Linked DNA regions of Homo sapiens: region 2 is linked to region 1. Evidence: chromatin contacts called from ENCODE Hi-C or POLR2A ChIA-PET data. All regions are on one chromosome and are shown on one strand. Each heading gives the region's core, a stretch centred on a gene start or an enhancer-like site at or near the end of the contact. The rest is flanking DNA. Distances are from core to core; before and after follow the strand shown.

What was found. Hi-C counts contacts between places; a loop is a spot of excess contacts on that map. ChIA-PET counts read pairs that join two places held with the same protein, here RNA polymerase II (POLR2A). Pooled maps may share reads with other maps.
Region 2: a map of endothelial cell of umbilical vein shows a loop between it and region 1 (5-fold over the local background). The contact joins two enhancer-like sites. A Hi-C loop is called at or near these places in 3 of 168 maps with a recorded cell type or tissue (PC-3, chondrocyte and endothelial cell of umbilical vein) and 4 of 50 pooled maps. POLR2A ChIA-PET finds 5 or more read pairs at or near these places in 11 of 52 experiments (AG04449, BJ, MCF 10A and 8 more).

What each region holds. Positions count from the first base shown.
Region 1 is chr3:11,200,480-11,203,179 of GRCh38, forward strand. The region is part of intron 1 of HRH1 (histamine receptor H1); the gene reads left to right. The region is part of intron 2 of LOC102723663 (a long non-coding RNA gene); the gene reads right to left. Among named protein-coding and RNA genes, the nearest start is that of HRH1, 47 kb to the left of the region's middle. Within about 2 kb of position 1,257, at least 5 of the 41 ENCODE cell types and tissues checked have a DNase peak (open chromatin) inside an H3K27ac peak, as active enhancers do; they include PC-3 and endothelial cell of umbilical vein, where a contact is called at or near this core.
Region 2 is chr3:11,236,841-11,239,540 of GRCh38, forward strand. All of the region lies in intron 1 of HRH1 (histamine receptor H1), which reads left to right. Among named protein-coding and RNA genes, the nearest start is that of ATG7, 34 kb to the right of the region's middle. Within about 2 kb of position 1,436, at least 6 of the 41 ENCODE cell types and tissues checked have a DNase peak (open chromatin) inside an H3K27ac peak, as active enhancers do; they include PC-3 and endothelial cell of umbilical vein, where a contact is called at or near this core.

The sequences.
Region 1 (2,700 bases), core at 7-2,506:
TGGATGCCACTTCTCCACAAAGCTTCCTAGAGGCCAGGCCAGGAAATCATTCCTCCCTCCTCTGTCTAGCTTCTCCATGATCCAGGCATTCATCTCTTCCTGCAGCTTGTGAGCTCTCCAAGAGCAGGAACTATGTGCTGTTCATTTCTGCATCCCCACACTTATACCTCGCACAGAGTAGAAACTTGAAAACTGATTAGGGAATACATGGAAGGGTGAGGAAATTAATATTAATATATGACCATTACCTAACCCTTACGCAGAAAGTCATTTCCCCTGATCATTCCATTTGGCTTACAAATGAGTAAGGCATTTCCCTGCTCTGGGGCTCAGCTCCTTCATCTGGGAAATGGGAAGGCTGGACTAGATCACCAGCTCAAAAAAACTCCATGACTTAATATCATTTTATAGTAATGGCCTACTATGTGCAGAGCTGTGAAATAGAGGAAAAGATTAGACATATCCCCTTCCATTAAGATGCTGAGGGTCTAGAGTAGAATTCTTTGTTTTTTAAGGGGGAATAGATCCCTTTGAGGGCCTCTCCTCAGAAAGATGCCCCTGCCCTCAAAATGCTGTGTGCAGTTTTCGGGGATCTATCAGTGGATTCGCTAGAGAAAGGTATCCAGAGGCCCGCTGCTGCTTACTGGCCCTGTCCAAACTGGAGCTCAAACAGAGGAAACATGCCATCTTTCTCAGAGGATCCCCTCAGTCTAGAAGGGGAAGCAGAGTGCACATAAACCAATTGCCCTACGGCCAGAGAGGGGCTGACAGAGGCAAGCCTCTGATGTGCAGGAGAAGGATTTGACTTGCCCTGCTTGTATGGAAGTTTGCCAGGTGCTCAGATGGAGGAAGCCCTTTCATAGGCAAAGGGGACAGCATGTGCACAAGCTCCAAAGTCTGAAAGGGCACGGGGTATTATGGGATGGTGAGTAATGGTGCAACCAGAGCAAAGCAGAGAGACTAGACTTGGGGGACGGTAGAGGGCAGTGGGAGGGGCAGAGAAAGACATGAGGGAGAGGAGCTAAGAGGAAGTCACTGTGTCCTGGATGCTTTGGGGTGTGTGCCTAACAGTGGGGATCAGAGTGAGGGAAACCTCTGCAGAGGTTCATAAGGACCTGAGGTTAAACATGGGGTTCCAAGAAACAGGCTGAAAAAACAGCATATCCTTAGACTAGTCGGAGAAGGGCTGTCTGAAAATTCCAGGTGTCACCAGGGCTGTTGCCACACCCTCAAGGGGGACATGCCCAGGAAGAAAGCTAGCCTGTCTGGGCCTTGCCAAGTGCCTGCTGAGTTGCTCACAGGAAGCATGTCCAGCTGGGAAAAATAAAAGCGGGGACCTTGCCCCTCTCTGTGAAGTCCAGGCTATTGTTAACTTTTCCGAGAAGTTAAAGGAAATCATTTGTCTGCCGCCCAGGCCTGTGGCAGTGTTGGGCAGTCTCTTGTTTTGCCAAATTGCCTGGGCTGGCTGTCTCCACATACTCCCCCCTCACCGGGGCAGGCACCAGGACTGAAGAGCTGGAGGTCTTGGGGTAATTCAGAGGTGGGGAAAATGGATTCTTCCTTAATACATACGGTTGAGTTTTGCGGTAGATAAAATTATTTCTAATTTCTAATAAAAGGAAAGATTAAAAGGAAACTTTGAGGCTGGCCGCTGTAGCTCACGCCTGTAATCCCAACACTTTGGGAGGCCAAGGGGGGCAGATCATGTGAGGTCAGGAGTTCATGACCAGCCTGGCCAACATGGCGAAACCCTGTCTCTACTAAAAATACAAAAATTGGCCCGGTGTGGTGGTGAGCGCCTTGTAATCCCAGCTACTCGGGAGGCTGAGGCAGGAGAATCACTTGAACCCAAGAGGCAGAGGTTGCAGTGAGCCAAGATCACACCACTGCACTCCAGCCTGGGTGACAGAGCAAGACTCCATCTCAATAAATAAATAAATAAATAAATAAATAAATAATTAATTAAAAATAAAGGGAACCTTTGTTTGGGAGCCACTTTAACTAGATGATTTCTAAGACTTCTTCCAGCTTTTAGCATCCTGACCCTATGTGGTATTGACCTCCTGGCCCCCACCCTCCTCCATCCCCTAGCCAAGATGTTTTGTTTTGTTTTAACGAAGACTTTATTTTTCTTCAAGCAGTCTTAGGGTCACAGCAAAATTCTGCTGAAGATATAGAGATTTACATGTACCCTCTGTCCTCACATATGCACAGTCCCCTGCACTGTCAACATCCCCACAGAGTGGTGCATTTGTTACCACGGATGAGCCTACATGACACATCATTGTCACCCAGAGCCACAGTTTCCATGAGGGCTCCCTCTTGATGTTGCACTTTCTGTGGGTTTGGACAAATGGATAATATGTATCCATCATTCTAATACCGTGCATTTTTTACTCTCCTAAAAATCATCTGTGATCTGCCTATTCATCCCTTCCCCTGCCCAAATCCTGCTAACCATTGATCTTTTTACTGTTTCCAAAGTTTTGCCTTTTCCAGGACGTCATACAGTTGGAACCATATAGTACGTAGCGTTTTCAGATGGGCTTCTTTCACTTAATAGTATGCATGTCAGTTTCCTCCATCTCTCCCCATGGCTTGATAGCTTATTTATTTTTAACATTGAATAGTATCTCATTATCTGGATGAACCATAGTTTACCCATTCACTTACCAAAGGACATCTTACTTGCCTCCAAGC
Region 2 (2,700 bases), core at 186-2,685, 37 kb after region 1:
GTGTCCATCAGGTCACTTGACTGAAAGAGACAAAAGTTACAGGAACTGGTAATCACCTGGGAGCTCTCTCTTATAAATGCCGCATCTGCCTCTCTTTTTCTCCTGCCAGCTCTTTTATTTAGTTCAATATCATCAATCACTTTTTTTTTCCTCAAGAAGAGAACAGCCTGAATGACTTTGGTCTTTGAAAGTGTATTTCTCAGAGTTTAATCTCCAAGGATTCGGAACAAAATGAACACATTATTCATCCTATCCTGAAATGATACTTGTGTGTGTGCTGGGTGTGGTGGTGTAATCACTGTGTCCTTGTCTCATGTTAGCACGGATATCCATATTTTCGAATTCCTTGGAATCTTTATTTAAAGCGTTTGTTTATTTTCCTCTTTTCACAGTGAAAAAGAGGATGATGTATTCACTGTATCCTTTTCTCACGTTAGCACGGATGTCCATGTTTTCAATTCCCTGGAATCTTTATTTAAAGTGTTTATTTATTTCCCTCTCTTCACAATGGAAAAGAGGATGGAGTGGGGGGAGTATGTGAAGTTCACTGGAAGGTCTTAGCAGATGGGTGCCACCTGGGCCTTTAAGTGAAACTTGCTCTTCAGTCACTCTGGGATCTCTTAGTGCAGGCACCAAGCCCTAAAAACTCCAGAAGCCTCTCTTTCCACATCATTAAAATGGGAGGCTGGGGGCAGAATTATTTTGGTGAGGTTACCAGCACGGTAAACGATTAAGGATTAAACGATTGAGGATTAAACGATGCAATATGGAAACTCTCCCAGCCTGATGCAATCCTGAAAATATTTCTTTTCTTTTTCTTTTCCTTTTTTTTTTTTTTTTTTTTTTTTTTTTTGAGATGGAGTCTTGCTCTGTCAACCAGGCTGGAGTGCAGTGGCGTGATCTCAGCTCACTGCAACCTCTACCTCCCAGGTTCAAGCAATTCTCCTGCCTCAGCCTCCCGAGTAGCTGGGATTACAAGCATGCGCCACCACGCCCTGCTAATTTTTTTGTATTTTTAGTAGAGACGGAGTTTCACCATATTGGCCAGGGTGGTCTCGAACTCCTGACCTTGTGATCTGCCCACCTCAGCCTCCCAAAGTGCTGGGATTGTAGGCGTGAGCCACTGCGCCCAGCCTCTCCCTTGCTTTTTGAGGTCAGAAAGTAAGAGATAACTGAGCTGGGCTTTTAATGCTGCCTTTGTTTGTTTGTTTGTTTGTTTGTTTGTTTTGCCATTTAGTGATAATATCCTTCAGTTTCCCTTTCCTGCACTTAGCTTTAAAAATCCCAGCCTGTCACACCAGGGCTGGGGGTTGTGGGGAGCAGACAAACAATCAAACAAGTTCAATCTCTTAAACCAAATTATAAAATGAGAAAGATCACAGATGTGCGGGAGGAAAGGGTTTGATGTAGCTCAGTCATTCCTCTCCTTCCACTTCTGATGACTAATTTAGAAGTTACGCATAACATCTCACTGCCCCTTTCACAAGAAATCATGATATCTATTTTATCTAAATCTTGGTTCTGGCTAAAGCAGTTCTTCCGCTAAGCAACTAGTTTGTTTTCATTTAAATGAAACTGAAGAATCTTATAGCTGATCCTGTTTCCCAGCACTGGTGTAGTGAAATAGATTTTAAAAACAGACAGATCTGGAACCCAGAGCAGCCTCTTTCTTCATCCACTGAAAAATTTTAAAAACAACTTGATTGAGGTGTAATTTACCTATCATAAAATTCACCCATTCTAAGTGAATCATACAATTCAGTTATCGTTAGTAAATGTACAGAGTTGTATAAACATCATCAGAATCCAAGTTTAGAACATTTCTGTTTTTTCCAAAAGATCCCTTCCTGTCCCCCCCTCCACTACCAGGCAACCACTAATCTATTCTCTGTCTCTATAAATTTGCCAATTCTGGACGTTTCATATAAATGGAATCATTCAATGTGTTGCCTTTTGTGTCTGGCTTCATTCACCTAGCATGATGTTTTTCCAGTTCACCCATGGTGTAGCTTGGAACAGTACTGTGTTTCTTTTTATTGACAAATGGACCACATTTTAATCAAAATCCATTCACCAGTTGATGAACATTTGGTTTTTTTCCACTTTTTGGTGGTTATGAATAATGCTATGAGTATCTGCATACAAGTTTTTCTGTGGTCACACGATTAGTTCTCTTGGGTATATATCTAGGTGTGGAATCACTGAGTCATATGGTAACTATGTTTAACCATTTGAAGAACTATCAGATTGCTTTTCACAGTAGCTGCACCATTTGACATTTCCACCAGCAGTGTTTCAGAGTTCTTCTTTCTCCACATCTTCACCAACACTTGTTATTGTCCTTCTTTTTAAATTATAGTCATCCTAGTCCATGTGAAGTGGTATCTCACTGTGGTTTTGATTTTCATTTCCCTAATGACTAATGATGTTGAACATCCTTTCATGTGCTTTTGAGCCATTCCTCTATCTTATTTGGTGAAATGTCTATATAAATCCTTTGCCTATTTATAAATTGGGTTATTTATCTTCTTATGATTGAGTTGGAAGTGTTCTTTGTGTATTTTGGATACATCAGATATATGATATATCAGATATATGACCTATAAATATTTTCTTCCATTCCATAGCTTTTCATTTTCTTAGTGGTACCTCTTGAAACCCAAAAGTTTCTCATCTTGATGAAGTCCAATTTAGCAGTTT